Regions from separate parts of the Homo sapiens genome. Here region 1 is linked to region 2. Evidence: chromatin loops called from intact Hi-C (ENCODE). Cell type or tissue: A673. All regions are shown on one strand. Each heading gives the region's core, and the rest is flanking DNA. Links, peaks and the distances in the headings are about the cores only.

Region 1 (4,904 bases), core at 905-4,904, 180 kb before region 2:
ATCCCGGGCAGTGGCCTGCCCTCCGAGGCCCGCGGGACCCAGCCCAGAGCTGAGGTTGGAGTTCTCCGGGCCACGTTCCGGGTCGCTTAGGCTCGGAGATTTCCCGGAGACCGTCGTCCTCCCTTTCTGCTTGGCACTGCGGAGCTCCCTCGGCCTCTCTCCTCCTCTGGTCCCTAAGGCCCGGAGTGGTTGGCGGTACTGGGGCCCGTCGTCATCTCTGCTTCTAAGGCATTCAGACTGGGCTCCAGCTGGGACCGGCAGAGGAGGTTCTCAAGGAAACTGGTGGGAAATATAGTTTTCTTTCGTCTGGTCGTTTAATTTAAATGCAACTTCCCTTGGGGACATTTTCCTGGACGTTAACCAGACCACCTTGAGATGTCGTTGATGACCTAGAGACCCAGATGATGCGTCCCAGGAAAGTTCACTGCTGACTATTGTCACTCTTGGCGTTATATCTATAGATATAGACCTATGTACATATCTCCACCCTGATCTCTCCGTGGACATGAAACCCACCTACCTTGTGAAAGCCCTACGGGTGACACATGACTACTACGTCTCTGTCCCAACAGGGGCTGGGCCTCCCCTGCCTAATAGTTGCCAGGAGTTTCGCAGCCCAAGTGAATAATGTCTTATGGCTGAACGTGGCCAAGGACTCCTGTGATTTAGGTCCCAGGAGGAGCAGAGACGTCCCCGCCCCGCCTGGGCCCTGCCGCATTCAAAGCTGGAAGAAGGCGCTGATCAGAGAAGGGGCTTCCAGGTCCTGGGTTAGAACAACAACAAACAAACGAAACTCCACAACAGACACGCCTGCCCATGACCCCACGCAAGGACATAGGAAGTTCTGTCGCCTTCCTGCTCCGCGGATAGCCGCCTGCCGTCTGCTGCCACCAGAACGCACGGACGCTCGGGGTGGAGGTAGTCAATGGGCAGCAGGGGACCCCCAGCCCCCACAAGCGCGGCTCCGAGGACCTGGAAGCGGGTGCCTGTCGCTCTCCGCAGGCTCCGCTCTGCCTCCAGGAGCAAGATCCCCAAAAGGGTCTGGAAGCTGTGGAGAAAACCGCAAGGACGCGAGTCCAAACCCGAGAGTGCGGAGCTGGGTCCTGTCACCCGGCTCCAACGCTCGCCGGCGCCGCCGCCAGCCGCCCCTCCTTCCCGCCGCCCGCACAAATCAAAGCCCCTTGCGAGGGACTGGGAAATAGTTGCCTTGTCATGTAACACATTGCCCTGATTTATTATAAAATTTTAACGAAATCATGCATATTTTAACAGCCTTTAATCACTGCATGAAAATTTAATTCATGAACTGTAGCGCGTTTAAATAAATGAAGTGTTAATTCATTAGGATTAATTAATTTGTTAAAGGATTGTGTGCAAGGTTAAGGTGGAAAGAAAACTCTTTGTTGGTTTCGCGTCTTAATCGCCAGGTTTCACGAGTAATAATAAAATGAAAGGAAACCGCAGGGCGGGCCGTTCGGGTGGAGCTTGGGCGGGACCAGCCCGGAGCGCCCCCGAGAAAGTGGGAAAATCGGGCTGGAAGGGCTAGGGCGCGTCTGTCTTCCCGAGACTGGGGAGTGGGGGTCCGGTGGGGGCTAGAGGGGAAGGGAAGAGCGGGCACCGGCGGCGGGAATCCGAGAAGGCCGAGTTCGCTGTAATCCCAGGGACAGAAGAGGGCTCAGAGCCGAGGCTGGCGGGCCGGACCCCATCTCCCCAACCCGAACACAAAGATGACCCGGTGGGTTAGGCGAGGTCGCCCCTTCCTGCCCTCAAAAGGTCAAGTCTCGTCTTAATGGACAGATGATGGGCCAGCTCGCCACCGCCTAAACGTTCCAGCGCCCAGGGAGCCACTGTCTCGCCATCAGGCCGCCGGCTCAGGAGGTTGGGGCAAGCCCAAGAGCCTCTGGGGACTCCGAGAGGAGGCGGAGCAAAGCCAAACGTGTAAACCCAGGCTGGAGCAATCCGGGAAAACTTTTTTCAAATAGGAGCCCTGATGTTAAGGAATGGTTTCTTCAGCACCTCTTCTGAGACACAGGCTAAATAGGCGTATCCTTCAGCACAGCCCGACACACAGGAGAGGTGTCCTCTTCTGCGCAGAACTCTTATTCACCCTTCAAGACCCAGTACGAGTAACAGGTCTGTGAAGACGCCAGACTTTCTCACTGCTCCACGCTATCCCCAACAGGGGCATTTTTCTACTCACAAATAATGTAAGTATCAAAATGCATTAGAATTGCATCCTCCCACCTCCCAGTAAGTCTCAGTAAAGGGCCAAGCCATATCTCTTGGGAAAAGGATCTTTATATCCCCAAATTACAAACGTCACATAAGGCCCACACTTCTACACACCAATAAGCTAACATTTATTAGAGAAGGTCTGCTCCTTATTAAGACACAACACTTAGAATCTAGGATAATGACAAGAAAAAGACATAGCAGGCCTAAGAATCTGCCTTGTTTCTGAAGTGGAGCTGCAACTCAAGGCATTCTAGACTGTCTCAGTCATATAAAACTGAAGATCGCCCTAACTTGCACTCCAGGTGGGTTCTGTAAAGAAATCTGCATCTTCACAGATGCTTCCTAGCTGACTGGGGTTCCGAGAATTAGGCAATAAATGTTCACTGTGCACTCAGATCATTGCTTAAAAGGTTTTCTCTGCCAAGTATTATTAAAAGGATCAGGTTACATCGTGATAGGCCAAAGCTGTGTTGTAGGACTCCCACAAATGGGAATGAAAGAACTTCTTATGAGGCTCTGGGAAACCCTTCTAATCTAATAAAGTACATCCCATAAACAGTTAATCTCAGTTTGATTCTCTCTACAAATACCATCCAAAGGCACAAAAGGGGGAGAAATCTAGTGTATGTATTTCACTTTGAATCATTGAAAACCATTCAAGTAGAAACAAGAAGTTCCTGAAACATCATAGACTCAAGACCAAGTTGTCTTTTTCAGTAGTCTTTTCAAACCAATGTAGATGGCCAAGAGATGATTGGGAAACAAAGCCGACTTGAAATTAAAGGACTGTAAACTACTGTACCATGTTCTTTTTTTGTGTGTCAGCTAACTCCATAAAACAGGAAAAAGACTTGGCATTTTTGGATGGAATGATTTTAAAAATAAAAGATGAATACTAAGTCATGACCAAAAAACAAACAAAACTGCTAGCATCCTGTCACATTCCCATAGCCAAAGCATTTTAAGCAGTCAAAAGATATTTTTCTAAAAACATGAACTGTCTGCTTCCTTATCATGAGTACATCTTTTTCTATCATAGCCTTAGTGAAATTAACCAAGACAGGAAGGTTAACTTAATCTAAATGTCAGAGTCAGTGTGAATCTATTAAGTGGCACACACACAACTCCCACCGTTGAGCTTCTGTTTAGTAGTCAGACTCAGGAACTAAATGCTACTGTAAAAGAAACATGCTAAGCCCAAGAGGTCAAGGCTGAAATGAGCTGTGTTCGCACCACTACACTCCAGCTTAAGAGCGAGACCCTGTCTCAAATGTAAAAATAAAAAATAAACATGTTAATACTTCCAAAATACTTTAAAAATAATTCTTGGAAAGTTTCAAAGCCCTTTGTCCTTTAGTCTATAAATATGAATTCTTTATTACACAAGGGAGAAGAGCAGAAGCTCTAGAGCCACAGACCCAGCTCCAAGATATGGTTCATATCTATTCCAGCTGTGTTATTACTCTTTCTCGATTTGTTTTTCTGTAAACTGGGGACGACAGTACTTGGTTCACAAAGTTTTAAGAAGGGATTAGATGAAATAAGGAATTAGATGAAATAGAGGTTAACTTAGCAAGATACTTAGTTTTAGTATAAGATAGGGTTGTTTTTTGTTTGTTTTTGCCTGGAGTGTGTGTACATAATAGATACATTTAAAAATCTATGAAACCACCATATTTACCATGACATCACATTATGGTAAAGTGGTAAAGAGTACAAATGAGAATGTGTGATTAAAATAAAATCCTACACAGATTAGACCCTTTAAATAAATGGCACACATTTAATACATGGAATACTGTTTTAGGGAGAATGGAGGGATGTTTCTGAATATAAGCAGTGGGAAAATACCTTAGTCCAACATAGATGCTTTCACCTAGGTTAGTCATTAGTAAATCAGGTTACACACTCCAGATATCCATGTCACAGTGTCAGTGTGTATTTGGACTAAAAAGACACATCCTTGATTACAGATAGAAGTACAATGAGGCTTACCCCTTGTCTTCATCCATCTGTACTGCCATGATGAAATGTTTTGGACTAATTTTTAAACAATACAATTTTATTTCTCATTGTTCTGGGAGGTCCAAGATCAAGGCACCAGCAGATTCTGGTGAGGTCTCAGTATCTGCTTCAAAGATGCTACCTTCTAGCTGTGTCCTCCTCACATGGCGGAAGAAGCAAGGAAACTACCCCAGGCATTTTTTTTTTTTTTTTTTTTTGCAACCTTGCTCTGTCACCCAGGCTGGAGTGCAGTGGTGCGATCTCGGCTCACTGCAACCTCCGCCTCCTGGGTTGGAGCCATTCTCCTGCCTCAGCCTCCCAAGTAGCTGAGATTACAGGCGTCCGCCACCACGCCCAGCTAATTTTTTGTATTTTTAGTAGAGATGGCATTTCACTGTGTTAGCCAGGACGGTCTCGATCTCCTGACCTCGTGATCCGCCTGCCACGGCATCCCAAAATGCTGGGATTTCAGGCGTTGAGTCACTGTGCCTGGCACCCAGGCCTTTTTTATAAGGGCACTAATCCCATTCAGAGAAAGCAAAGCCCTCATGACCTAATCACCTACCAAAGGCCCCACCTCTTAGTACTATTACCTTGGGTGTTACAACATGTGAATTTGGAGGAACACAGATTTAGATCATACCACCCCTAAATTTAACCTGTGG
Region 2 (5,904 bases), core at 808-4,807:
TTCCCTAACACATAGTTACACCAAAAATATTGTTGGCCAAGGAACAATTCAAAAACAAAACAGTAGGAAGGAAAAAAAAAGGAAAAAGAAATTAAAACGCTCAAGTAAATAAGAAGAATATTCTGAGAGGGAGCCTCAAAAATATAAAATTATGGGAATCAAGTTAAGATTAGAAAAAGTCAGGGACTAAAATAAAAACTGCATGTCATGCCATTGCAGGTTTAGATAAAGTGAATGAAATTTGGTGTTTTAAAAATAGTTTCTGGTCAGAGGCAGTGGCTCACACCTGTAACCCCAGCATTTTGAGAGGCCAAGGTGAAAAGATTGCTTGAGGCCAGGAGTTTGAGAACAGCCTGGGCAACAAAGGGACACCCCTGTCTCTACAAAAATTGAGAAAGTGAAAAAAAAAATTAGCCAAACATGGTGGTGCATGGCATGCACCTGTAGTCCCAGCTACTCAGGAGGCTAAGGCAGGAGGATCACATGAGCCTAGGAATTTGAAGCTGCTGTGAGCTATGATTGTGCTATTGCACTCCAGCCTGGGTGACAGAGTGAGACACCCCATCTCTAAATGAATAAATAAAGCTCATTATGGAGAACAGATGCTTGAAACGAAATAGAGAAATTGCCCTCCTGATGAAGGGATGAAGAAGTTTGAAGCATGAAAATTGTAGTAAACACAAGCTAAAAGGTTGAGCAGCTCTGGTCATCCTGAAGACAGGGGGCTGCAGTTTCTACCAGTGTGGCTGTCACAGTGTCTTTGGGGAGGGCCTATGTCTCCTCCACAGATTCTTGCCATCTGTCAGTCATCCTTGTTGGTTCTTGAAAAGCTCCATTTTGTGAGTTTAGATCCAAATCAAGCAAGTCAGGGGCTCAGCTAACTTTGAGTTCATGGACTTTAGTTGAACTGATCAGCAGCAAATTCATTCTAGCTAAAATTTCAAGTTCATTCAGAATGAAAATACTGGGAAACAGTTTCCTACCTCTTTATCGTAGGATCTCAGTACAAGTTTGTTTATTCATTCATTTGTTTATTCAGTCAATTATTATTGGGTGTCGACTGAGTGACAGACTCTGTGCTAGATTCTGGGAATGAAACAACTAACTACAGAAGAATGTTCCCTGTCTTCTAAAGGGTACAGTTATTTTAGGTAGTCTCACCCAACCCTCCCAGCATCCCTACACAGTTGTTTTTGGGGCCCTTCCCTACTGATCAACATGCTCCCAGCTGCCTTTGCACAAGGCTGCAGCATACTAAAGTCACCCAGGGATTCTCTTAGAATGCTTGCTAAGTTTAAATATATACACTATGTCGAGATCCTCTGAGCAACTATTAATAGCTGTATCAGGTCCAATGGGGTTAATCTGAGATCTAACATCAAACGGGGGAATAACATATCAAAACTAAAGTTCAAACTATAGATAATAAAGATGAAATAAGTTAGTGGATGGATTGAATGGCAAGTGGAACATGAAACATACATTTTGGATTCTTGATCACTCTCTTCTTTGATTATGACTCTTCCTTTCTGGCTTCACCTCATTCTAGTCTGTTAGGGATAATAAATAGCTAATATTTAATGGTGGTTTTTTATGTGCCAGACACTATGCTAAATTTATCTCATATAATTCTCACCTCAAAGAGATGGATATTATCACTATTTTTTTCCGATAAGAAAACTGAGGCACAGAGAGGTTAAGCAAATCCTCTAAGAGCATTTAACAGTGGAAAAATTGTGGGGCTACAATTCATATGCATGAGTTTTTTCAGAGCTGACATTCTCAACTCTATATTTTGTCTCCTTCAACCATCCTGCCTCTCTTTCTTTGACTAGATTTAATAGGCAAATTGATTTTTATCTTTTGTGTTCTCTATCTGGGATTCTTTCTGTCTTTTGGTTTTTCTTCAGAAAATTTCAAGCAAACAAAAGTAAAAGAATGGTATAACAAACCCTGTATATGCATCAATCTTAAATTCTCTTTACTTTCACCTGATCAATCATAGTTACCTCACAGATAAACCCTACATTTCTATCTGCCTGCTGATCTGATTATTTGATTGTGGCATTCTTGATATTTTTAATGTACTCCAACAACCACTGTGGTTCAGAAGGACTGATCTAAGGATTTTTCTATGATGCTTTACCTCTAAGCCCTAAATTATCAATCATATAATTCTAGGGCTTCCCATCTGCTTAAATCTGTAGTGCAATATACAGACAGATCAGCATGTTAATTGCAAAAGGCAGACTCTTAATGAATGCTTTTTAATGAATTAATTAAACGGTGAAGTACTTAAAAAATTGTGACATAGAATAAAGAAGACATAGGCATGCTCTTAATTTTTGTAGTGAGGATAAAAGAGTTTGCACTTTTTCTTTCATGCACCAGGGGATTTTCTAAAGAATTTTTCTCATCTTAGGGAAAGATAAAGTTGTCCATAACCTGTTCCTATAGAATAAGACTCCCAAGAAGAGGATTTTTCATGGCAGCATTGGTTAAACTGTTGATAAGGAAGGATTGGGAAGGGTTCTACTAGACTTAGATTTAGGAGGGATAAAATACTGATGGGAAATAGCATGAGTAAAATTATACAGCAGGCATGAACTTGCAAAAGCATTTCCTTTGAAGTAGCCATCTCTTTCATGTTGTGTTGGTTGCTGTCTGAAGTTTGATCCTTCCTTCCTTCCTTCCTTCCTTCCTTCCTTCCTTCCTTCCTTCCTTCCTTCCTTCCTTCCCTCCTCTGAAGAGAATTTTCAGTTCTCTTCAGACTCTATACATTAACCTTGGAAATCCCACTCACTCTGATGGACTAAATTAACCAATATATGAGACGATTCTTAAATGTCTAATTCCAGCCCTACCTTTTTCTTATCTCCAGACACATTAATTCAGCTGCCTTTTGGAAATTGCCACTTAGATGTCCTCACAGTTTCCTCAAACCTAGGATGTCTGAAATAGAATTCATCGTCTTCCCATTAACCACTCCTCCTTCCATTTTTCCTACTGTACAAGATGACATGCCCCAATTGCCTAAGCCAAAAACCTGGACTCCTCATTGTCTTTTCCTCTCCGTTTGCCATTAATCACCGTGTCCTGTTGAATCAGCTTTCTAAATATATCTCCAATCTGTCACCTCTCTTCATCCTCACTACCACATACCAGGCCTCTGTCATCACTGGACTAGAGTACTGTTAGAGTTTTCTAATGACATCTTTCTCTAGTCTTGCTTCCCTCCACTTCTTCTTCCTCCTTCCCACCAAAGTGTTACTCTAAAATGCAAATCTGCCTGTATATGGCCAGCTTAAAACTCTTCAAGTAGTCCACATTAACAAACTCTAAACTTTTCAGCTTAGCAAACCACTCTAAGACCTTCTTCCTGTATGTTTCCTTGCATCCTGGATTTCAGACATATTGATCTGTTTGTAGCTCCCAGCACACATAGATGATTCCTCAGCTTTGTGCTTTTGCTCTTAATCTTCCTTCTAAAATGAAGCCTTTAGCTTTTCTCCTTCTTCATACCCCTACCAATGACAGTCTACTTACCCTTCAAGATGTTCCAGTCTCAGCTCAAGGGGTCCTTCCTCTGTAAAGCCTTTCCTGAACCACTCTAGTAATTTCTACCGTGAAATTTGGTCATTTCAAGGGTAGAATTGAACGTGTGCTCTACTGTGTTCATTAGAACCTAAAACACATATAACTTTTATTTTGCTGACATTTTAATATATCCATAGCTATTTATGAAGAGTGTTTTGTTTCTTCTACACCCAGCACCATTTCTGGCATAGAGTATACTAAAAATATTTCGGTTGTTTGCTTGATTGACAGATTGAATAAATGTGTACTCCTGAATAATTTTCTGTTATTATCATGAATATGTTCTTATATTTTGTTTCCTTTTCATTATTAGAAGTCTTTCCTATGTCTTTACTACTAAATGCTGTTATGGAATTAACAATTTATATAGAATTATTATCTTGTTTTAGGTTGCTTCCTATTCTTTCTAATCACTGCTCCCCCACCCAAGATTTATTTACTTCAATTTGTTTACATAGATAATGCCTTAAAAAGTTAGAATTTAAATCTTTAAAACAATTTCTACAATACCTTTTAAAGTAATACTTACAGTTTTTGTTATTATCATCTTTAAAATATCTTCTTTCATCTTATTTAGACACCATTACCTCTTTCTAATTACAATAAATTTCTGGAGAGAGTCAACCTCTTATCACTTCTAATTTGGTAATTTCACTTGGTTCCTTTGGGCACTGTTATTAGAAATTGATATGAGATGAGATTTGGTAGATTTGATTGCTTACTTCAAGATGGAATCTTCTTTACTCTTTCCGTTGGAAATTTTATTCAGAATGTATTGAGAGCTGAAGGTTTTCTGGGCTCTTACTAGGCAGGAGTACGAGATGAGTAAGCAGAGCTGCTTACCTGAAGGAGTTTATAATACTGAAGGAAGAGAAGACAGTTATACGGAGAGCTGTAACACTGAGATGGGATAAATGCTAAGAGAAAAAGATGAAGTGCTGTAGGAGGAGAGAACAGAGACTTATTTCCAGTAAGGAGATCGAAGGAAAGCTTCATAGAAGAAGGGAGCTTTGAAAATTGACTAGGATATCAACAGGTGATGATTGGGAGAGGACGTTACACACTGGAAAATAAGGGTGTTTGGTTGAGGTGGAGAAAATATATAAGGTATGGAGAACAGGGGTACAGAGCATCCAGAGGGTGGGGTGGCAGTCCTACAGGATGGTGAAAACTGGAATGATGGCCATATTAAGGAAGCCCTTGAATGCCTCACCATCAACCGAGGCCCACTGGGGGCTTTTGAATAGGGCAGTGAACCTTCTTTCCTTTTGCTATTATCTACCTACAGCAGCTTATCATGTTCCCCTTATCTTTCATGCTCTGCATTTGCAAAGAAATTGCCAGGCTATCGCTTCTCTTTAAAGACCTTCTTCTCTAACCACACTAAGTTATGCTATTTTTTTTCCTTACTCAATCTTTTGACACAATGTTTTGCTATTCAAACTTCAGCCACACTTTGTTGTTGTTGTTGCTTTTGGGACACTGTTACTAGGAACTAGCTGATTTGGAGTAAAGATTGTTCTGCAAGTATATTCACTGTAAGAAAGGATTCTTATCAAAACTTTCTAGCTTGCTACATGTCATTTAATTTAAATATTATAATCTCTACTTAATATCTGTTGTGTCATATGAATGATGCCCACCAAGAAATGTTCTCTTGGGAATGTCATCTTGCTTCTTTTATCTTACTCTTTTTAAATTCAAAGATTTAGATTTCATTCACTTTTGGGATGGTGCAGTACAAGTCCTGTCAGACATATATATCACAACTCTTTCCTCCCGGTTTATGTCTTGCTGTTTCATTTATCTTGAAGGAGGTATTTTCTAAGCTGCTTTATTCAGACATGATCTATATACCATAACTTCATCCATTTCAATTGTCCAATTTAGTAGACTTTAGTATACTTTCAGAGTTGTATAACTATCATAATATAATTTTGGAGTATTTACATTTCTCTAAAAAAGACATTTTGTACCTAATTACAGTTATTTCCTGTTTTTTCCTCCCAGTCCTAGGCAACCACTAATCTACTTAGTTTCTCTTATTATTTGCTTTTTTGGACACTTTATATAAGGAATTATACAATATGTGTTCTTCTGTGTGTGTGTTTCAGTTAGTATAATGTTTTTGAGGGTTATCCAGCTGTAATATCTGTCAGTACTTTCCTTTTTTATTGCTGATAAAATTCATTATATGGATATAACACATTTTGTTTATCTGTCAGCAGATGGACATTTGGGTCATTTCCATTTTTTGGCTATTGTGAATAATACGGCTATCAATACTTGCGTACAAGGTTTTGTGTG

The links. Peaks named below come from ENCODE experiments on the same cell type or tissue, not always from the same donor. Only the 100,000 strongest peaks of a DNase experiment are listed, where the experiment ranks them.
Region 1: it touches region 2 in a loop (2.5-fold over the local background); 1 of 110 quality-filtered maps calls a loop at or near these places.

What each region holds. Positions count from the first base shown.
Region 1 is chr13:78,607,877-78,612,780 of GRCh38, forward strand. All of the region lies in intron 5 of OBI1-AS1 (OBI1 antisense RNA 1), which reads left to right. Among named protein-coding and RNA genes, the nearest start is that of POU4F1, 6.8 kb to the left of the region's middle. RefSeq lists an enhancer at 1-465. In A673, for the core only: no CTCF peak of the experiment used is centred there; DNase peaks (open chromatin) are centred at 1,905 and 2,685; H3K4me3 peaks cover 1,667 bases; H3K27ac peaks cover 1,976 bases; H3K27me3 peaks cover 811 bases.
Region 2 is chr13:78,788,035-78,793,938 of GRCh38, forward strand. It overlaps LINC00331 (long intergenic non-protein coding RNA 331), which reads right to left. Exons shown (of 5, transcript NR_046869.2): 3 at 4,127-4,268; 4 at 1,483-1,550. Among named protein-coding and RNA genes, the nearest start is that of LINC00331, 49 kb to the right of the region's middle. In A673, for the core only: no CTCF peak of the experiment used is centred there; a DNase peak (open chromatin) is centred at 2,927; H3K27ac peaks cover 4,000 bases; H3K27me3 peaks cover 411 bases.